Regions from separate parts of the Homo sapiens genome. Here region 1 is linked to region 2. The links are chromatin loops, found by intact Hi-C in ENCODE. Cell type or tissue: endothelial cell of umbilical vein. All regions are shown on one strand. Each heading gives the region's core, and the rest is flanking DNA. Links, peaks and the distances in the headings are about the cores only.

The links. Peaks named below come from ENCODE experiments on the same cell type or tissue, not always from the same donor. Only the 100,000 strongest peaks of a DNase experiment are listed, where the experiment ranks them.
Region 1: it touches region 2 in a loop (1.9-fold over the local background); 2 of 110 quality-filtered maps call a loop at or near these places.

The regions. Positions count from the first base shown.
Region 1 is chr13:50,139,802-50,151,454 of GRCh38, forward strand. All of the region lies in intron 2 of DLEU1 (deleted in lymphocytic leukemia 1), which reads left to right. Among named protein-coding and RNA genes, the nearest start is that of DLEU2, 20 kb to the left of the region's middle. RefSeq lists an enhancer at 1,083-1,756. In endothelial cell of umbilical vein, for the core only: no CTCF peak of the experiment used is centred there; no DNase peak of the experiment used is centred there.
Region 2 is chr13:50,203,804-50,215,456 of GRCh38, forward strand. The region is part of intron 2 of DLEU1 (deleted in lymphocytic leukemia 1); the gene reads left to right. Among named protein-coding and RNA genes, the nearest start is that of DLEU2, 84 kb to the left of the region's middle. In endothelial cell of umbilical vein, for the core only: no CTCF peak of the experiment used is centred there; DNase peaks (open chromatin) are centred at 4,868 and 5,248.

The DNA.
Region 1 (11,653 bases), core at 1,432-9,431, 64 kb before region 2:
GCCTTAGCCTCCCAAAGTGCTGGATTACAGGTGTGAGCCATTGTGCCTGGACGGCATGCTACTTTTTAAGGCTTTTGATGCACATGGGCAAATTCTAGAATGGCTGTACTGAAGTAGACATTGTGGACAATGCATTTGGGTTCTTGTTTCACACACCAGAGCTTCACTTTTCATCTGCAACGGCATTCTGACCATTTTTAATGAGCATTAGTTATTTGACACTGAGCATACCACTTTCCTAACTTTGAGAAGAAAGAGAGGTATTAAAGTCTTGGGTGTGGCTGTTTTTCAGAATTTACAATTAAAAATCTATCTCAATATTTTGCTGTCTTTAAAAAGCAGTGAAGTCTGAGGAAGGATATTAGTGGATTCAGTGGCTGCTGTTCATAATGCCTGCAGGACATTTTGAGTGTTTCCTTCCTGAGTTCAGAGCCTCATCCTCGCATCTCAATGAGACATTACCCTAGAACCTCTACCACCATGACTACCAGCACTTCTGAATTGAAACTGTCTTTGGCTGTCAATTTGCTTTGGGGACCTTTTCTAGAAGTTAAATTCATTTTTGTGGAGGCTAAAACTAGTCACTCGATCACATTTGTGATATGAGTCATGTTAGAATAAAGATCTAGAAGAGTGGTAGATCCTATCTAACTTGCACAATAGTAGAAAGTGAGGTACAAACAATATTTCTCCTAGTCCCTCTGAGTTCAATCTGGATTTGAGATTTACTTTTCATGATCTGACACAAAGTATGTGTGTGTATGTGTATTTTGAAAAATTTGGACAGGAGTCCCATATGATGTTGAATTAATCAAATATAAATACACACACACACACACACACACAGACACACACAAACACAGAGACACACACTTTATTCCATTAGGGAAAGTATGCTTTCTTTTTTTTCTTTGCTCACAAAACTGAGAAATTGGCAGAATATTTTACTTGTAACTTGGCAGTATTGCAATTTACAGACGAGAAAGGCAAGCCAAATTGGGTGAAAATTGTTTGAGATTTTTTTTCCCAGTTTTAGACAGTGAAAATCATGTAGCTGAGCGTGCACATTCAGCCGTTTTCTGCTTGATTTTTAACCGCGTTTGTTCATTGGCACTGCCAGAGCTAGTTACAACTTCCCGGTGCAAGCATGTGATGGCCAGGGGAAGGTGTGGGGATTCGTGGCTGTCCTCCCCATGCTGTTAATGTTAAAATAACTGTTGTTTGAATTGTTTTGAGATACTGATTAGAGAAATATGAAATGTGATATTATTTGAGCTTCATAAATCCATCTTAATTATCAATATATAAACACAGACTTAGGAGTGGGAGATCCAGATCAGACATGTTTACAGGCCTGAGCTTTTTCCGTGAGTTTCTGGAACATTGTGGTGCCTGAGACACAGCGGGAATCCGACGACTCTGAGAACGGACTTTCCCTTTTAAATGCTGGAGGCTTTGAAATCGTCTTCACAATGAGGGAGGATTCATGAAGTAATGAAAAGCTGTTTCCTCTTTAAAACGTTCAGACAGCAGCACAAACATCTGGGAATTTGTTTGAATATTTGGGTTCCCTGAATTACCCATTTCCTTAACATACATTTTACTTACTTTTCCAAGGGAGATACATTTCCACCTCATGTTTTTCCCAGTTTAGCTGTGTTAGGCTCTTCACTTTAGCATTTAGGTTGCTTTGTATTTAAGGACACAGGTTAAGGCCGTATTATGAAAGGTATGATTTGGGTTTGGGGGAGCAGGATGTTGTTATGCGTGAGGGGCAAAGTGATTTTTGTGTGTGATACAAGTTTCAATTACATCATGGTGTCATCCTTATAAATTAAATTTAAAAACAGTTGTGCCAAAAAAATAGCCACTAATGTTTCTTTTAAAAAATGATTAAGCAACAATATTTACTCAATATTTGAATTAAGCAAAACTGTCATCTTCTTTCTCCTTTTCAGAACATAATTCCTCTTTCAACTTCAGAAGTCATGAGACTTCCCTTTCTTTCTCCATTCTCTTCCTCACACTGCAGTGTCTCAAAGGGTGAAAATGTCTGTGTGTGGGAGAGGGTGGTGGTGGTAGGGCAGTGGTCAGAACATTCTGGAATCCAGGATAAGAAAAACCAGCTTGATTTCTGCACTTAGGACATTGTTGATGTTTATTTAGGGATGTGCTATCTGGATTGATGGAAAAATTTGGAAATACTTAAATATTTCGGTATGTAATATCGGATGATGAGACAGTGCAGCACTGATAGCTTCCTGGTTGTCAGTGTGGCTCTGTATCTCTGTTTTACTTGTCATATTTGTACTAAGACAGGTGTGGTTTTAAACGGTCAGTATTGAACTATTTTTGACTAATTAGATGCGTTACGTGTGACTTGCCAGTTTATAATTAGTTAACATATGATAAAAAATATGAGATATATTGATTGGTATAACTATACTAAATATAATTTAATCTAGTTGACTTTTTTAATAGGCATTTTAGGATACCACAATTACTGCTGTGAACTTCAATGGGTTATGAATGACAATTGTTACTCTGGAGCATCAGGCATGTAGAAAGTATAGGGATTGGGCTTAATACAAATTTAGTGGCATAACCTGGCAGTCGCCTATTTGATTATAATTCTGCTGTTATTCTGAATGCTGTTCATCTGCCCTTATCTCATACAAGTAGGTTGCAGAACATATTTTTAAAAATCTGGCCGGGCACAGTGGCTCATGTCTGTAATCCTAGCACCAATTCCGAGGTTGGAGGTTGGCCCGAGGTCAGGAGTTCAAGACCAGCCTGGGCAACATAGTTAGACCCTATCTCTACAAAAACTTAAAAAAAAATGAGGTTGGGTGTGGTGGCTCACGCCTGTAACTCCAGCACTTTGGGAGGTTGAGGCGGGCGGATCACAAGGTCAGGAGATCAAGAGCATCTTGGCTAACATGGTGAAACCCAGTCTCTACTAAAAATACAAAAAATTAGCCGGGTGTGGTGGTGGGCGCCCATAATTCTAGCTGCTGGGGAGGCTGAGGCAGGAGAATGGCGTGAACCCAGGAGGCGGAGCTTGCAGTGAGCCGAGATTGCCTCACTGCACTCCAGCCTGGGCGACAGAGTAAGACTCCATCTCAAAAACAAAACAAAACAAAACAAAACAAAACAAAACAAAACAAAACAACAAAAAAGAGCTGGGCGTGGTGGTGCACACCTGTAGGCCCAGCTACTCAGGAGGCTGAGATGGGAGGATCACTAGAGCCCAAGAGTTGGAGGCTGCAATGAGCTATGATTGTGCCACTGTACTCCAGCCTGGATGACAGAGTGAGACCCTGTCTCTCTAAAATAAATAAATAAATAAATAAAAATCTGGCTATATGAGCTGGCAAGTTTGTTTATTTACTTTAAAAGTTAAACAGCAGTTAATTGTGATTTGTGGATCACTTCTTCCCCATTGATTTAATCTCTGCTTGCTTAAATAAATTAAGGTACTGTATATTCTGGATTATACTTCCTCCGCCTCAAATTTAGGAATATTGTGAAGTGAGACTATGATACTTGACTGTGGAAAGGGATATATTTGTACCCCATTACCAAGTTTTCTTCTTGGTGTCTTTCTCTAGTTCAGATGGAACTATCATTTATATCTAGGTCTGATGAAATAAAACTGAGGGAGAGGGGCTTCCAGGTCCCCATTTCTTAAAACGTCATGTTGCCTGACATGAATGAATGCATAGCCACACTCTTGTTCTCTGAATCTGTCAGTCAATTATGTGCATAGTTCGCAACTAGGACGGGATGTCCTGTGAAGAAAAGATAGGCATTAAGCCCCTGTAAGTATGAGGATTGCTTGCGACATGTCCCAAGCAATTGTAGTTCATCGCTGAGATCAAGAATGACATGTTTGGCTGGGCTCGGTGGCTCACACCTGTAATCCCAGCACTTTGGAAGGGTGAGGAGGGCAGATCACCTGAGGTCTGGAGTTCAAGACCAGTCTGGCCAACATGGTGAAACCCCATCTCTACTAAAAATACAAAAATTAGCCACACGTGGTGGCTCACTCCTGTAATCCCAGCTACTCAGGAGGCTGAGGCAGGAGAATCATTTGAACCCGGGAGGCAAAGGTTGCAGTGAACCGAGATTGCGCCATTGCACTCCAGCCTGGGTGACAGAGTGACTCCGTCTCAAAAAAAAAAAAAGAAAACATGTTTGGCTTTGTGGTACAAAGCAAAGTTTTCATTAGCAAAGGTGAAAGTGCCCAATATCCTGTTATATCAAACTCGATTGATTAATGAGAGGGATGAAGGTTATGGATGTTTTTGTTTGTTTTGGAGGGTGTGTATGTGTGTAGGGGATGTTTAATGTGAGTCAGGCAGTGTGAGAATAGTTTCTGGGGTCTGGTCCCATTGAGAACAACCTGATTCTGGTAATCTTTGAATATCATTTAACACATTACGTGGCTCTTAATAAATGGGTCTGCTTCATAGTTACAATAGAAATTGACCCCTCTGCCATGTGGTCCCCTCCTTCCCTCCATTTGGCCTTTTATCCTTGGATTTGGGTCACAACCTTTGGGGAAGGGTGGAAACAAAGCAGAACTGGCAATTATCCCAGTGATCTGGATTCTAATTAATTAAGGCCTACTTTTTTTCTCCTTTTTTGGAGAATTGTGCCTGTAGGCATTTTGTGGGAAGGATGCCTTTCTTATTGAATAACTATACCTCAAGCTTTTTTTTTTTTTTTTTTTTGGACCCAGGAAGGGATATAAAAAATAATTAGTTATGAGGGGCACCACTGAAAGTAGAAGATTTACACTCAAGCCAGGAATTTATTTGCATATCAAATAAAGGACAGAGTCATGCATGATGTCTCAGAATCTCTAGTTATCCTAATCAGTAAAGAAAATGAAACCAGATGTGTTCATTTCAGCTTTGAATTGTGTTACTATTAGAATAAAAATTAAGTTCCCTTAAGTATCCTTTTAGGTCAAATCTAATCATTTCTCTAGATATAATTCTCAGAAAAGCCAGTGGCATTTTGATAGTGGAACCTGGTATTTTGCTGGACTTAACAGTTCTCTGTGAAGCTACATACAAATTTTATCCATTGACCATTATGCTGTACATTTCTTAAAGTGCTATTTTTGTTGTGGTTTCAGTGATTCTCATCCGAAACATAGCTGCATCATGTCATGGAAAAACACTGGACTGGGAGTTAGAATCATTCTCCTCTCAGCTCTTCCATTAAATGAAAAGATTTGTGCTTTTGGAAAATCACTTTAACTCTTTGGACTTCAGTTTTGTTGGCCTGCTACATAAGGTCTCTACCATCATTGAACAGTTTAGGTCTTTATTAGAACATGCACAACATAGTGAGCTAAATTGCAAACTCATCTGTAAAAATTTGACATCTTAAGCTTCAGAGTAACCCTGCTTAGTATTTAAAAGCAAATGTCAATGTCAGAAGGTTGAAGTCCTAACAGTATTAGAAAAGCAAATGCCATCAACTTATTGAACCTACAGTTTTTAAAAATTTGTGTCTTAATAATATTTAATGTTTTTATCCGTTATACTGGTAATCCATGTTCACTGAGAAAGTTTATAAAACTCAAAAAAAATCGATCTTAATCTCACCACTCAGAACTAACTAGCAATATTTTGATGTTTCCATTCCTTTTGGTTCTCTGTATTTCTCTTATATTCTATGCCATGTATGATTTATTTTTACAAAGTTGGAATCATAGTTTTTCTATCATTTGTTTGTTTGTTTTTTGTTTGTTTTCTTTTTGTTTTTTTTTAGAGGGAGTCTCACTGCAATGCCCAGGCTGGAGTGCAATGATGTGATCTCGGCTCACTGCAACCTCTGCTTCCCAAGTTCAAACGATTCTCCTGCCTCAGCCTCCTGAGTAGCTGGGATTACAGGAGCGTGGCACCATGGCTGGCTAATTTTTGTATTTTTAGTAGAGATGGGGTTTCACCATATTGGCTAGGCTGGTCTGAAACTCCTGACCTCAAGTGATTTGTCTGCTTCAGCCTCCCAAAGTGCTCAGATTACAGGCGTGAGCCACCGCGCCCGGCTGTTTCTGTTTTTTTCACTTGGGGAAACATTGTGAGTTGCTTCCCATGTCTTTATTCCAAAAGATGGTTTTTAAAGGCTTTTAATTTTTGTTTTTGAATTACATATACTTATATATAATTATAATTATATATATGTAGTTTTATTTTATGAAGCAGAAAATTAAACTTTCTCTCTCCCTGCATTCTGCCAACCCACTCTCTCTTTCTCAGTCACATTCCCTGTAGGGAAGTCCATTTATAGTTTGAGGTATATTCTTAAGGTCCGTAATAGATGTAAGTATATACATGTAATAGATGTAAGTATATACGTGTAATAGGTGTAAGTTCATAAATGTAATAGATGTAAGTATTTAAATATGTATGTATGGCCATATGTGAGAGTTTTTTACTTAAATCAGGCCATTCCATTCACACTACTCTGCACTCTGTGATCTTTCATGCTGCATTACTGGGAGTGAGGAGGTATTTTCTAGTTAATATCTACTGCCCTAGCTAGTTCACAGTAATGGCTCCACAGTGATTCCCACTATGGATGTCTGTTTTTTTTTTTTTTTTTCTTGATGGAGTCTAGCTCTATTGCCCAGGCTGGAGTGCAGTGGTGTGATCTTGGCTCGCTGCAACCTCTGCCTCATGGGTTCAAGCGATTCTCCTGCCTCAGCCTCCTGAGCAGCTGGGATTACAGGTGCATGCCACCATGCCCGGCTAATTTTTTTGTATTTTTTAGTAGAGATGGGGTTTCACCACATTGGCCAGGCTTGTCTTGAACTCCTGACCTCATGAACCACCTGCTTCAGCCTCCCAAAGTGTTGGGATTACAGACATGAGCCACCGCACCCGACCGGATGTCTGTTTTTATTTAATCAATCACCTATTGCTGGACATTGTGGTTGGTTGAAGTTATTTTATTTTGTTTTAAAAAGGGTTGCATAATATCTTGTATCCAAATCTTTGGGTGCATCTTTGATTATTTCCCTAGGATGAAGTCCTGAGTCCACTGGGACGTACGTGTGGCTTTTGATATTGCCAGTTTCCCTACAGAAAGGTCATCCTGTTTTACATTCCTGTAAAATGTGTATGAGAGGCCCTTCTCTGACCTTTTCCCACTCTGAACTAGTCAAAACTTAAGGCACATTTTTCATCATTATTGTACCAGTTTTTATCTCAATTTGAGTCCAGGACATTCCTTTCAGAGTATGGGGAAAAAGGTCATCCAGATTCTCTGGTGCCTTGATCATCTTTGACTTTTCTAATGAGACTTTGTAAAGAATCCTGGGAAGTTATAAGTTCCACTATACGGTATTTCTATTTTTATTTGTCATGATGAACTCATAGATTAATAATTTATTCCTTTTCTTAAATTTAGAAACTAGCTGACTTAGATTTCCTCTCTTATTAAAATATAAAGTCCTTTGGGAATGGTAACATATTATCGAACGTTGTGATTTGTATTCCAGGAACTAGAGTCTGTTTTGATTGAGCGTCTAAAAATCCTTGTTAGGGAGGGAGGAGAAAAGTGCCCAAGATCAGTGGGTAGGGCCCCTGGTCCTAGGGAAAGAGTCATTGTTGATTTACCACCATTAGTAATAAGCCATTCATTAAATCCATGAAGACAAATCATGTGTTACATTTTAGTTGTAAGTTTCTTGATCTTTAGATTTTGTGACTCTGAAGATACACTTCAGTTATTGCTATGCTTTTTTTTTAAGGAAAGAAAGTTCACAAATAGGCAATGTTTTGATATATGGCCAATACCATTTTAATATAGCACTCCACTGTGGGGGTTCAGTTTATGACAATGGAATACAGCCATAACTAGTCACAAAGGAACCGAGATCATGATATAATGGGGAACAGGTACAACCCTAATGCAGGATGCTTGCATTAGATTCTTGGCCCTGTGCAATTAGTATCCTGAATTACTCTAGGCAGGTAACTTAGGTCATGACAATACATGCTTTATATACTTCTAATAAATAGCACTGTAACCAAGCAGTTCAAAGTGGGCTCCTAACACTCCATGACATCTTCATTAGATCAGATGATCACAATACAACTGGATAAAAAGATCACCTTGTCACTGCATTCAGTTTGTGCTGTACAGATAGGCCTTTTATTCCTCTGTCTTAATTTTTCCATCTACAGAAAAATATTGGTGCCAATATAACATGAGATTCAGAAACTGACTTTTTGTCTTCATTTACTCAGCAAATGCTTATTTGAACATGGCTATGTCGACTATGTGCCAGGTCCTGTGCTATCCACTTCAGTTTACAGTGGTGGGAGTCAGAGGAGTCAGGCCAGAAGACACATAAAAGGAGCCCACTCTACATCTGGCACCCCTGGATTCTACATTGCAATGTAAATGTCCCTGTCAAGACCTTCACTACCTCCTGCTCTGCAGCAGGAGGTAAGAGCCCATCTGTGCAATTTGCTGTCCGACTTTCTTTCAGTACCTGGAGGTTGGAAGGGGGGAAAAAAGCAAACTTTGGGTATCAAAAATATCCCTCTCCTTATCAATCTTGATTTCTGAATTTCATTATGGTGTTAATACCATTCGTCATTTATTATACAGATGGCAACAATTTGTTTTTGATAAGCAACTCAGTGCCTTTCAATCAGTGGCTAAGACCAACTCGTTGAACACAATGGGATGGTTAATTAAAGACACATTTTAAATACACACACAACTCACAGATGTATGCAGGGACATGCATACAACTGTTAAGGCAGCCTGCTTTGGTCCTGAAGAATATAATTTGATTTACAGTTGAGAAATACAAACTAAACTCTGTTTGGGGAAAAATTATGCCCTAAAAAAATGACTGGGGTAGAAATACTGTATTTGAGAAATGAGAACTTTAAAACACTCCACTTTGTCTTTGTTAAAATGGGCGTAATAGAAGTAGAATTTTGCCAAGATGTTTAACCTTATTGAGGCCACAAAGTAGGAAAGGTTTCATTTTTAATTTTGCAAAACCCAACTTTCTTTCTTCCTCTTTATTTCCTTGTTTTCCTCCCATCTCCCTCCCTCCTTCCTTCCCACCTTCCTTTCTTCTTTCCTTCTGTCTTTTCTTCTATCTTTCCTTCCTTTTTTCTTTCTCTGTACTCTCCTGTCATAATCAAGAGTAAAAAGTTTAACTTTATGCATCTGAATACATTTATTCATGGATTCTTATTTAATAAAAATAGAAAAAAAAACACTCGTAAAGAAAACTCTTGGTGAGTTACAAATGGCACGCTTCCTTTGGGGCGCAGGAACTCAGGGTGCTCTTAAACACCTTGACATTTTCAGGACTTTCTGCCACCTGGGATTTAGATCAAAACTGCAGTGCGTGTCAGACCATCTCAGAACAAGGAATGTTTGTCTCAGACATTATTATGCCCTATCTCTTGATGAAAGACTGGGATAGAGTCAAATCATGTGTCTTGGTGTTTGTTTAATATTTGTGTTCCGCATTTATTAGCTGATGAGTTACTGGAGATTTGCATTCTTCTGAGTCAGCCAGTATGACCTATTTTATTGCAGTCTAAAGTTGTACTGAAGGGTGCCTTGGAAAACATGTTCTCCAAATGTTGGTCAAGACTGACATTCACAGAATTTAAAGCTGGATGTAATGTTATCCAATGACAGCTTCGGAAATATGATGACTCTGCAAGAAATCAGGGGAAATTCAGAATGGCTGTTAAGACCACTCCTAAGACTATCTTGACTATGTGAATTCTTTCTCCAGTTTTTTCTGTGTCATCCCAGCTTGCCATCTCTAGCTCCTGCTTCACAGGCCTCGAACTACCTCTCCAGTCCACTTCAGTGCCTTAACAGCTCAGATTTCACTTCCAGTAGTCTAGGGCTTTTACATAAATTAGAGCAAGAAGAGAATACAGTGGGGAGAACAAAACTGATTAAAAGGTTGGAAAAATAAGACTTATGAAGAAAGGTTAAAGGAGCTAGGATTATTCAGCTTGGAAAAGAGAAACTAGTGGGTGGCTTAATAAAAGTTTTCAAGTATATGAAAGGTTATTATATGGAGACTGGCGACCAGCTGTTCTCCTGCCGCTGAGAAGAGAACAAAAGGAAATTATCTTTAACTTCTGCAGCGGGGAGCTAGCTTGGAAATAAAGGATTTCCCAGTGGTGAGGTTTGTTAAACATTAGAATGCATTACCATGGCATCTCTTTTTCTGGAGATCTTTGGAAATAAGACAGGGACTGGTGTGGAAGGGATGGTTTAGATAGGTGGAGGCTTGCCTAAGTTACTGGAGAATCAACCAGATGACCTGTGGAAGCTCTTTGCTGGTCCTTTGAGTCTACACCAAGCCAACTGGACCTCAGCCAGAAAAGATATGGAGAAGAGCCAGGCTAGTTCATGCCTTTGACTGTTTCAGCAGAGGCAGAGCCAGTGTTCACCTTGTCACAGGCTTAGTTTTCTTGATATCTAATTGTTATTTGGTGGTAAGTAGTGATTGGAGCAGGGATGGGAAGGAGGTTAAAAAATTCAACCAGCTAAAACATACATAAGATCTCCCTCAAAGAATATTTCAGTGAGTAAGGGTGAGGCCTATGAAATATGAAGTGCCCTTGTAATTTTTTTTTAAGACTTCAAACGTTTTTCCTCAACACTATACCTTCTATGTGTTCATGTAAACTGCTCCTTTAAGCTTTTGAGATATAGAAGTGTATGTGTGTCTCTAAAAAATGGAAGAAGTGTTCCATTTAGTTCTTATTAATAAATGGATAAGGATTATGGGATTTTGGACTCAGATGGAATGTTGGAGAGATCATTTAGTTTAACACAGTGGATGAGTTTTTCTGGACTTCTAGGCTTAATAATCCCAAAATTATATTGCCATGACATAAATATAGTATTATACTTACCACAAGAATTTAAGTATAATATAATCATGTTAACAAAAACATCTCAGTGCATTTATTATTTTTGTCAAACAATATGTTAGTAAAATATTTTTCAAAGAATTGAACTCTGTTTTTTAAATTTAGTTCATTATTTAGACATAACCTAAAAGATGTTGACAATACATTCCTTTTTTTTTTTAGATTGAAGCGTTTTTTAAATTGTGGTAAAAAATTCCACAATATTAAATTTACTATCTTAACTTTTCTTTTTTTTTTTTAAATTGAAACAGGGTCTCACTCTGTTGCCCAGGCTAGAGTGTAGTGGTACGAACATGGCTCACTGCAGCCTTGACCTCCTGGGGTCAAGTGATCCTCCTTCCACCACAGCCTCCTGAGTAGCTGGGACTGCAGGCACATGCCCCCAGGCCTGGCGAATTTTTTAATTTTTTGTACAAATGGGGTCTCTCCATGTTGCCAAGGCTGATCTTGAACTCCTGGTCTCAAGCGATCCTCCTGCCTTGGCCTCCAAAACTGCTGGGATTACAGGCATGAGCCACTGTGCCTGCCCATTTTAACCATTTACAATGTATATTTCACTAGTGTTAAGTATATTCATATTGTTGTGCAGCAGATCTCTAGACCTTTTTCAATACGCAAAACAGAAACTATATCCACTAAACACCGATTCCCTCTCTCCTCCCTGCCAGCCCTTAGGAACTCCCTTTCTACTTTCTGTT
Region 2 (11,653 bases), core at 1,749-9,748:
AAGGGGAGGATCATCTCTGTGCATCAGGGCTTATACAACAAGAACCAGTTTTCTCCAGATTCTGTTCCTTAGTTGGAGGCCAAATCAACAGATGTCATATGTTTCCATCCTTCCCCCTAAGGTGTCTGTTGCATATATAGCTGCCATTTGATAATCTCATCATCTGCATGTATTTTGAGAATGCAGTGGCTATGATAATTCTCTGCGTGCTAAGGTTTTATCTGATGATGACTGCAAGAATTATTTCCCCATGGGTCAGTCCCCTTGGGGTAGTTGTATAATTACTTGCCTAATTAATGTATAAACATAATTTAACACTGCTAAATGTCAGATGATAGGATAAATATTTGGGGCTATCTTTACTAGCATCTCCATTGTATGGACCAATGTCGTAGACTATATTGAGTGAATCTAACACCATCCCTGGTGCTCCAAAAGCAGCCATTTCTTCTCACTTGTACTTTTGACCCAGGGGTTCTTGGGCTCATTCACACACAAAATTATACATTTGAAAGTAGGGCATTAAGCAGACTGCAGAGAAAGGAAGGGCTTTTCAGTTTACTCGTCGCTTCTAGTTGGCTAAGGGCATCTTATTTGAGTAAATATGGGTGTGGTCATTAGGCTTCTGATTTGAAGAGGATGCCTGGTGCCCACAAGAAACCCAAAAACCCTGGAAAACTAAGTTTAGAATGCTAAGTTTAAGAAGTCATGCTGCAGAAAAGAGTATGGAAGAATCACTCAAAAATGTATCTGATTCTATCTTATTATACACTTCTTACCAATGAAAAACTCCTTCTAATGAGTGGAACATCAAATTTTGAAGAGCTTTGGGAATTTATCCTAAGGAGATGATTGGACAAGTAAATATAGATTTATGTATAAAAGTGTTCATTTCAGTATCTTTTATAGTAGCCAAACCCCAGAAATCATTTAAACACCCAGTGGCAGGGGACTGTTTAAATAAAGTATGATGGCATGGCCATCTACTGGAATATTACATGGTTATTAAAATGATCCTGTAAAATGTATTGACATTGACATATTTATAATATTTTGTTAAGTTTACAAAATAGCTTTATAAATAAATGAAACACTTTTTACTGGATGGAAATATGGCAAAAAAATGACAGTAATTATCCTAGAAGATTGGGTTATTAATTACCCTCTTCTTTTTCTTTTAGAGACAGTGTCTCGCTCTGGCACTCAAGCTGGAGTACAGTGGTGGGATCATAGCTCACAGCAGCCTCAAACTCCTGGGCTTAAGTAATCCTCCCAACTCAGCCTCCCAAGTAGCTGGGACTACAGGTTTGCACTACCATGCCCGACTAATCTGTGCATTTTTTGTAGAAACGGGGTCTCACTTTGTTGCCCAGGCTGGCGTTGAACCCCTGGCCTCAAGTGATCCTCCCACCTTGGTCTCCCAAAGTGGTGGGATTACAGGCATGAGCCACCATGCCTGGCCTTAATTACCTTCTATTAAAAACTATTTTGCCATATTTTCTGAATTTTTTTGCCATAAGCATTTTAATAATAAAAATAACAATGAATGATATGAAAATTGCCTTTGGAATCTCTTGATGGACACTTGACATCTGGAAGATTTGGTTTTCCCAATTCCATAGTTCTTGAACAGTTGGCCCCATTTTAGACTCTGACATAATAAACCTCCACACTTTTGATGAAGAAGCTTACATTTGATAAAGCTTAAGGATGACCTTTTGCTACCAAAACAGTTTAATGCCCATTCTACCCAGTCAGCCCTGTTCTTCCCTAGGTTGCTGACTTTGATTAAATTCATGGGTCTGAGTCCATCTGGATGAGTCCAGAGCAGTCTACCTAGTTTTCAAAAAAGATCAATACCTCACCATCTGCTTGTGAGATTTTTGAAGCATATGGATCAGCTCAGAGCACCAGCATTCCAGGCCCTGCAAGAGCAAACCATCTTGAATTGTCTGCTCTTCATCACTTTCATCAAAGGTTGGCTGAGAAACGTGATATTTATGGAAGATGGTTTAGAATACATCCTTTCCGCTAGACACTACAAGTTCTATGCTTGAATCAAGCCAAACTGACAGAAATTTCCATTCTTGGAATATGTGTCTAAGCTGCTCCTGAAATTAAATATTCATTGGTTGCATTTTAGTAAAACAGGAGGTTTATTAAAAGGCCACAATGGTGTTATCTCACAGAACTCTCTGGAAGAAAGTCCCTAGGCCTCAAGGAGACCAGGAAGAGGACCCGAAGGTCAGAAGGATGTCTGTCTCCACCTTTAGTTTCTGCTTCTCCGTGTTTCAAATTTGTTCAGCTCTCTCTTTGCAGAGCCAGCCTTCTGAGCATCCCTGATCCTGTAACCACATGTCCACAAGTAGAACAAACAAGGTGGCTAGGGTACCCTCTTTCCCAAGATTGGCCAGGGTAGGGGAGAGAAGCAGGTGATGGGGGGATTGGGAATGGTGTTCAGAGAAAGAGCATCTATTACATTATAGAACTTTGAAAGAAAAAATTGTTGTCATATTTTTCTCATTTATCGGGCATAGACTATGAGATAAAATCTTATTTTATTTACTTTTATTTTATTTACTTCTATCTACTCTGACCACCCTTGGAGGTTATCTATATTTGTATTACCCGGAATTTCCTTTACTAGAAGTTCTTGCCTTTGGGATAACCATTATTGTGCTCTAGATTTTTTATTCAACAATTTGTTGAGAAACAGATATAGAATACCTTTTACTAAATCTTATTTCTGTAGGAATGGTGTTGAGAGGGCTGTCAGTGATATCGCTGAATATTCTCCAAAAGTTTCAAGGACAAAATTGCTTTAAAACATTGAATTAAATATTAAATTAGAAAGTTCAGCATAATTGATAGTTTCTTTTCTCTGTGATTCAGAGACAAATATTATGTTCAAATGTAGCTGTTATCCTAGGCTCCCTTGTTGCATATAATTTGTGTTTTTCTTTTTCTTGGTCTAAAATTACCACTCTTACTTATATTTTCCCTAGTCCTGATGCTCTCTTCTTATTATATTTTATCAATTATTGCACATATTTTTATTGGAAGTACCTCAAATCCTTAGGAGGGAGGCCAGTCATAAATAAAGGCCAAGTTATTAATATCCAATAAGAATTTAATCTCTGTCTCTCTCATCTACCTATTCATCTATCTGCTTTAAGTTGGTTTTCTAAATTGCTGCTTCTTGTAATCTAATCTAGAGGCGTTAGTAATGCAGAAATGTCATATAGGGATAGACACAGGGGAGATGTAAGGGAACTGTTTTTACTGCCCTGCTTCTAACATGATATATTAATAGCAGGTCTTTACAATACCTGTCCATAAGCTTGGTGATCAGTGTATGTATTTCTGTGCATGGTTTTTATGTGTAAAACTGAATTAACAGATAAAATGTCTCATATTGACAGAAGTCTGTCTATGTGATAAAATAAAATCTACTTGATGCTCAGTTTGTTAATTCATATGATGCCTTTTAAATTACTCTATTATTTTAATATAAAACTGGAATTTTTTACTATAAAACTGGAATATATGAGTGTGTGTGTATCTGTGGCATATATACAAGTAGGTTGTATTCTATTAGGCTGGTGCAAAAGTAATCACAGTTTTTGCCATTACTAATATGTATATATCATATAGATATGAAAGTCAGATGTAACACCTGTCTTCATAATACCTAAATATAAAATCTCATACCCATCAATAATTCTCAAATGCTTTAAACCGACATTTTATAATAAAATTTTCAAACTTACAGAAAAGTTGGAACAATTTGACAGTGAACAACCCAGCTGGATTATCATTTAGATTCTATAATTAACATTTTACTATAGTGTTTCATCACATGTAGATATTCATCTACCTATCCCTCTATCCATTCATCAACACATATTATTTTTGGAATATATTTAAAAGTAAGTTGCAGATTCATCCTTAGACACTTCAGCATGCATATCTCTAACTAGATTTAAATAAATATTTTCCATGGTTTTTTCCCTTTGATGTCAAATCTACATACACTGAAATGCACATATCTTAAAGGTACCACTGAAAGAGGTTTGATAAATGAATACAGCTGTGTAACCCAAACCACTATTAAGGTATAGAACATATACATTACCATCATTCCAGAAAGTTCCTTCATGTTCCTCCCTAGTCAACCCCCATCCCCTCACCCCCAAAGCTGTTGATCATATTTTTTCCTATCATGTATTAGTTTTGCCTGTTCTGAAACTTACAACTTGAATCATACAATTGCTTTTGAGAACTAAAAGGAGTGTTTTCTTTTTATTGTTAACACTATTTAAATTTCTGGGATGATGAAACGTGGCCTCAGTGTCCTAAGGTATATAGAATTATAGATTATTATAAGTGGGGTGTTATCCAGGGCAGAGCAGTAGCTTACCCTTGGGTCTCGTTGACAGAGATGGGGTTTCACCATGTTGGCCAGGCTGGTCTTGAACTCCTGACGTCAACCAATCTGCCTGTCTCGGCCTCCCAAAGTGCTGGGATTACAGGCGTGAGCCTCCGCGCCCAGCCTGGATATGGTGATATGATTTTTTGTCAGTCACAGCCTCTGGTGAGGACAGTTGGCTAATTTAAAAAATGCTTGGCACACACATGAGCATTGTATCCTGCTGACAGCCTTCCACAGATTCGTCCTTTTGTCTAACTTAGAGTTCTCTTGGTGAAGAGATAGCTTGAAGTATGTTCTTAGGCAAGTCACTTCCATGACATGTTCTCCTTTGTGGAGTGAAAAAGTGAAAGGCGTTTGGATGAGAATCTGGTGAGCAATCAAAAACACACAAGTTTATAGGCTTCAGGCCAACATATTTTAGTCAGCTGAAATCAGGGAGACACTGCCTGGTTGGCTGGCTGCCTCCGGACCGGGGCATCCTGCAGAGGGGCCTTCAGCTAGGGGAGGGGCAGGGAAGAAAATCTCAGGAAAGGGTGGGCAGTCCACTTTTGACCACTCCACCTTATGCAATTCTTTCTTTTCCCTTCTTCTCCCTTCACTTTCTCTGTCCTCTTGACCTTTCATTTCCTTTCTTTTCTGTCTTCCCCGTGGCAGCTGTGAACATGTGGATCCCTTGTGCCTGAGGTTCTGCTGGTAGCTCCTGCAGCCCGCCAGACTCCAGGCTCAAGGCTTAGGGGTGTTTCTTCCCACAGTCTTCTGGAGAGTGTACCAACAATTTCTCCACGCTCCCTGGGGTTGCTCAGCTCAGCAGGGCTGGGGAAGTGAGAGCTGCTAACCGGCTGTGTCTGTGAGTCAGCATTTCTCCCCACCGACTCAGGTCTGGGGAGAGACCCTGGGAGAGGATGTGGAGGAGGCACTTTCCTTTCCCAGACTGGAGATCAGGCGTCCCCAGGGGCAGGGGGCTGGGGGTAGAAGGTCGAGGAGTGAGGAGTTGTGGAGAGTGAGTGGTGTCTGGAGCATAACTGTTGTATGTATTCATGCATGCGCGTGTACACATCACTGAATTTGTTTGTGGTGACTAGAGTCAGTTCTAAAATGTGTTCTTGTAAAGTCTTAGGCTCCTAAAAAAATCATTTGAATATGGATTTTAAATATTCTCAGAAGTTTGAGAAAATATTCCTACTAACTATGACAGGGAACAAATACATACAAATTAGTTAATAACATCATGCTAAAACGTATAATGTGATTTTCAAAACATGCTAAAGAGTTAAAAAGTCTTTTTAAAATTTGTTTATTTTTTATTTCTCTTCCCTCTTAGAGCGTAAAAAGTTTTAAGAGGGTTTTTTGTTTTTTCTTGATATTTAAAATTTTGGTTTGATGCTGAGAAAAGCTTTCCACATACTAGGCACGTAATAGATATTCAGTATTATGTGATCACAGGAAGTAAAATAAGTTAGAGAGATCAGAGAGATTATTCTGTATTTAAAGGATTGAGATTTTCTACTATTTTTAGCCAAAGAACAATATGCAACCTTGAGTTAAAAGATTCCTTATTACTGATTGGGAGTTTGACTGTTTTGCAAAAACTGTGCTTGCCACATATTGTCAGATGATGATGAAAAATCTAAGTTTAGGCTTGACATATAGTGAATTATGTGGCTTTTCCCCAACTTGAATAAACATACTTAAAAAAAATCCCACTGGTTTATTTGTCTTCATGTAGCTTGCTTACCTCACAAGGTTTATTTCAGTAGTCATTTAAAACCAAATTTCTGAATTCTTACATTGTATAGAAATATCCCAGGAACCATTTTTGGGTTGAACAAGACTTTTATATTAGTTCCCCAGTCATAACAATATTTTCTTGAAGTTACAGTAATATATTCTTGAAGGCATAATAATACATTCTTGAATATATTATTGAAATTCAACTTATATGAGAATATGTTAAGAATGTATGAGAATATATTAAAGAATATATTGAATGGTGGTATTACTTATATATTATTTATCACCATTTCTGGATATAGTGATATGCTTTTTTTTTTTTGAGACAGGGTCTCACTCTGTCACCCAAGCTGGAATGCAGTGGCAGGATCGCGGCTCACTGCAACCTCGGCCTCCTGGGTTCAAGCAATTCTCATGCCTCAGCCTCTCAAGTAACTGGGACTACAGGTGTGCACCACCGCACTTGGCTAATTTTTGTATTTTTTGTAGAGACAGGGTTTCACCATGTTGGTCAGGCTTGTCTTGAACTCCTGACCTCAAGCAGTCTGCCCATCTTGGCCTCCCAAAGTGCTGGGATTACAGGCGTGAGCCACCATGCCCAGCCTGGATATGGTGATATGATGTTTAGTTAGCCACAGCCTCTGGTGAGGACAGTTGACTAATTTAAAAATGCTTGGCACACACATGAGCATTGTATCCTGCTGAGAGTCTTCCACAGATTTGTCCTTTGGTCTAACTTATATTTCTCTAGGTGAAGTTTACACTCATTTCTTTTTGTTCTACCCTTATCGGTGACTAAGAGACCAGCTGTATTCCAACTTCTGAATACTGGCAGAATTCTGAATCAGTAGCTCTTCCAAAAGGGCCTAGCTTACCTCAGAGAATCAGTCTGACCCTTGTGTCCTTGTCTCCTCTATGGAGAACATGGAGTTGCTTTTCTTTGCAGTTGGTTGTAGCTTAAACCATAGTGCATTGCTGAGTCGTGTGATGTGTGATTCATCAGGCCTCAGGTGACAACGGTGGATTTCCTTCAGGAATGAGTAGCAAACATTTTGGCCCCTCTTTGGGTGCCAAGCACCATGAGGTAAGGGAGTACTTTACAGACCCCTAGAGATCCACGGGTGCTCTAGATATAGCCATATTTCAGCCCCTGGATCCTTTGTTAGTGCCATATTAGGAGAATGCCTGTGGAAATGGCTTCTTTTCTCCACATAAGGCTTTTCTTTTTCTATTTTTAAAAATTTGGACCACCAGGCAAGAACACATCAGGAATTTTTCTGTTTAATTTGAACACATGTGTTAAGAGGCAGAGTATAGAAAGTAGTCTGAGACTAGAGAATCTAATGGAGTAACTAAGAGGGTTTACACCTAGGATATTGGAATTAGCTATGTCCTAGGCTATAAATCTAAGGTATCTTTGTTCTAAAATGAAACATGACACAGACATGACAGATGACAAAGAGTACACTTTATTGTAGATCCATATAATACTGAGAAAATTATTTTTCTGCAAATCTCCTTGGAGATCAGGATGGGGTTGAACCTCACCTGAACCTTAAGTCATGGAAAGTGAAGGAGAATTTTAGGATGGCATACAGTACAATGATCTTTAAAATGAACTGCAGGGCCAGGCGCGGTGGCTCATGCCTGTAATCCCATTACTTTGGGAGGTTGAGGCGGGCAGATCACGAGGTCAAGAGATCGAGACCATCCTGGCCAATATGGTGAAACCCTGTCTCTATTAAAAATACAAAAATTAGCTGGGCGTGGTGGCACGCGCCTGTAGTCCCAGCTACTCAGGAGTCTGAGGCAGGAGAATCGCTTGATCCCAGGAGGCGGAGGTTGTAGTGAACCAAGATCGTGCCACTGCACCCCAGCGTGGGTGACAGAGCAAGACTCCGTCTCAAAAAAAAAAAAAAAAAAAGAGAGAGAGAGAAAGAAAATGAACTGTAGAACACTGATGTTCTTCTGGCAAGACCAAGTTGTTTTGCCACTAAAATATTGGAAAAATAAGTGTCTTTTCTTGATTTTAAGAAAAACACTTTCCCAGAATTATGTATGCTTTTCTCCCAATACTTTTTAAAGCTTTGGTGTTTGTTTCTGTACTAGAATCTAGTGTAAGAAAGATCTGACTGAGGGCACATGTTCTCAGGATCTCCTGAGGGCTGTGTCACAGGCAAAAACGTGGAATAAAATAAAATAAAATATCCAATTAAGCATAACACATTAACTTTAAAAAAACCTAAGTGTAGCAGTATTTAATAGTGTTTTGCAAAGATGCTGTTACTTTCATGACACCTACCACCTGAAGAAGTTTGAGAAGGACCAGGTTCTAATTGTGCAACTGCCATTAACTAGCTAGCTGTCCTTGGATAAGCCTAGAAAAGCTGCGTAAAGGAGGAAGGATTTGAATTGGACCCTGAAAGAAAGTCAGATCTTAGAAAAGCAGAGAGGGGAGGGGGAAGTTATTTCTAATGAGAGAAGAGGAGGGTAAGGAGATCAAAGACCTAAGAAGTATAAAGTTTATGTGGGTAATAGAGAGAACATCTGCTTGCCATGAATTTCTCTTGAGTTTTTTTGGCCCCAGTGTAGAACTAGTGTCTCTGTTCTCTGCTGTGACCTCACCTGGAAATGTCTATTAGTTTATCATGCCATGCTGGATTAAAGAAAAACCACAGAGAGAGGAGTTCAGAGATTTATGTATTATATAATACATCATAATTATTTTTATTTAAATAATTATTTTTATGAATTAATAAATTAGAAAAGAATCATTTGTATTATTTACGTGTATATCTTCCACCTGAAGTATGTTTGGCAATACATTCTCTCAGCTTTCTTTTGTCTGAATCTGTCTTTATTTTTGAAGGAGTTTTAAAATTGGATATAGAATTAGACATAGAATTTTAGGTTATAGCTTTTTTTGCATTGTTTTTGTGAGAAATCAGTGGTACTTCAAGTTATTGCTTTCCTATCTGTAATATATCCCTTTTCTCTGGCTGCTTTAAAGATTTTCCCATTATCATTTGTTTTCAACAACTTGATTATAATGTGTCTTGGTGTTTGAGTCTGTGTATTTATTTTACTTGTGATACATTGAGCTTCTTAGAGCTAAGGTCTTGCAGCAATCCAGGGAGCATTTATTCAAGAAAAATGGCTGATTTTTGGTAAAAAATACAGAGCTTTGTGGTGCTTTAACTTGTCCTATTACAATCCCCTCCTTCTCCAACTCCATAGTAGCCTTGAAAATCAACAGCCCATAAATCACGATGAAAACCAGCAGGCTGGTAGCCACATGAGAGGGAAGAATAGGGTTGGAGTTCCTTCAAATCCCCATTCCTAGAGACTTTTATTATTTGACTTGTCTGATTGTTCTCTGGAACATCCCACTTATGGGGCTGTCTTTATTTGACCCGACTCAGAGGTCATCTAATGTGAACAGGCTTTTCCTTAGGGGTGTTTGTTCAAAATGATGAGAAGCAAATGTTGAAATTTCAACTGCCTGAAGCACTGAATAATAGTTGTGGCAAACAGTAGGCTAACCAAAAGGCTTAAAAGAAAATGCTGGGGAATGATATGTTCATAGGGGTCTTTGGAAGGCTCCAGCATATTCCTCAGAACCTAAAAGGTCACATGCACGTGTGGGGTTGTTTACAAGCCTAGAGCCCATACTCAGGAAAGGCCTCAAAGGTCCCACCTTTGGCTTTTTGCTTTTATGGCTAATCAACAGGTTCTGCACAAGCAGGAAGTGAAGGCTAAGGCAGAGTTATAAATGGCCTGTTTTAGCATTGCCTGTTGAAAGCATGCCTAGACATGCAGAGTTCTTCAGCAAAGACTGGTAAACTCATTGATTCCAGACATCTAAGGAAGTCTGTGTCTAATCATTAGCTGACCACTATTGTAACTGAGCAGAGATTTCAGTGGCAAAACATTACAAAATATACAGACTACAGAATTAGTTCAAAAAAGTCACTAAACCACTACCAATACTACCACCAGCAAACAGTAACAAGCAGAAACCACAGGGAAGGAGGGGAATTTGTATTCCAGGCTTTCCTTATTATATTAGTTAAAATATATAGTTTTCAACAGAAAATTATGAGATAAACAAATAACAAAGTATCAGGGAAAAAAAGCAGACCACAGAAACTGTTCCCAAAGAAGTTTGGACTTTCTGAAAAAAGACTAAAAATTAGCTATTTTAAATATATTTCAGGAACTAAAGGAATATATGAGAACAATATCTCACCAAGTAGAGAATATTAAAGAAAGATAGAAATGATAAAAGGGGCAAATAGAAATTATTGAGTTGAAATTTTTAATAATTGAAATAAAAAATTCACTTCAGAAGCAAAGTTGAGTAAGCAGAAGGCAGAATGAGCAAACTTGAAGATAAGTCAATTGAGATTCAGTCTGAGAAGCAGAAAGCAAAAAGAATGGTGAAAAATGAAAAAACTCAGAGACTTATGGGACATCATCAAAAGTGCCAACATATACATAATGGGAGTCTCAGTTCAGGAGAGAGTTAGAGAAGAGAAGAAAAAATATTTTAAGAAATAATGGCCCCAAACCTCCCAAATTTGAGGAAAAATATTAATCTACATATCCCCAAAGCTCAGTGAACTCCACATAAGATAAATACCTAAAAAAAACCCCAGATCATAATCTAGGGTTGACAGATCATTATCATACTATCAAAAGCCAAAGATAAAGAGAATCTGGAAAGTAGCAAGAGAGAAGTGACTCATCATTTACAAGGGACTTTCAATAAAATCAACAGCTGATTTCTCATTGGAAACCCTGGATCCCAGAAGGCACTGAGATGATATGTTTAAATTGTTGAAAGACAGACTGTCAAACAAGAATAAACAACTATCCTTGAAAGATGGAGGTGAAATTAAGACATTCCCAGATAAAGAAAAACAGAATTTGTTACTATCAGACCTTTCCTATAAGAAATACTACAGGGACTCCTTCAGGCTGAAATGAAAGGACACCAGACAGTAACTAAAATTCATATGAAGAAATAAAGAGCACCACCAGTAAAGGTAACAATATAAGTAAATATAAATGTTTAAATGTAGTTTTTATTTATAACTTTTTTCTAACAGATTTAAGCAATAATTGCATAAAGCAATGATTATATAACTGTGTTGATGGGCATAAAATATATAAAGAGGTAATTTGCATGACAACAGCACAATAGTGAAGGGGAAAATGGTGTTAAATAAGAGCAATGTTTTTATATGCTGTTGAAATTAAGTTGATATTAATCTAAACTATATTGTTATAAGTTAAGGTATTGTAATTTGCAGGGCAACAACTAAACAATTAAGTTAAAAAATAGTCAAAGAAGAACAGAGAATTAAAATGCTGTGTTAGAAAATATTATTTAGCAAGAAAAGGTAGTAATGGAGGAATAGAGGAACAAAAAAGACCTAACATATGTATATAGAAAACAAATAACTAAATTTTACCTTATCAGTAAAT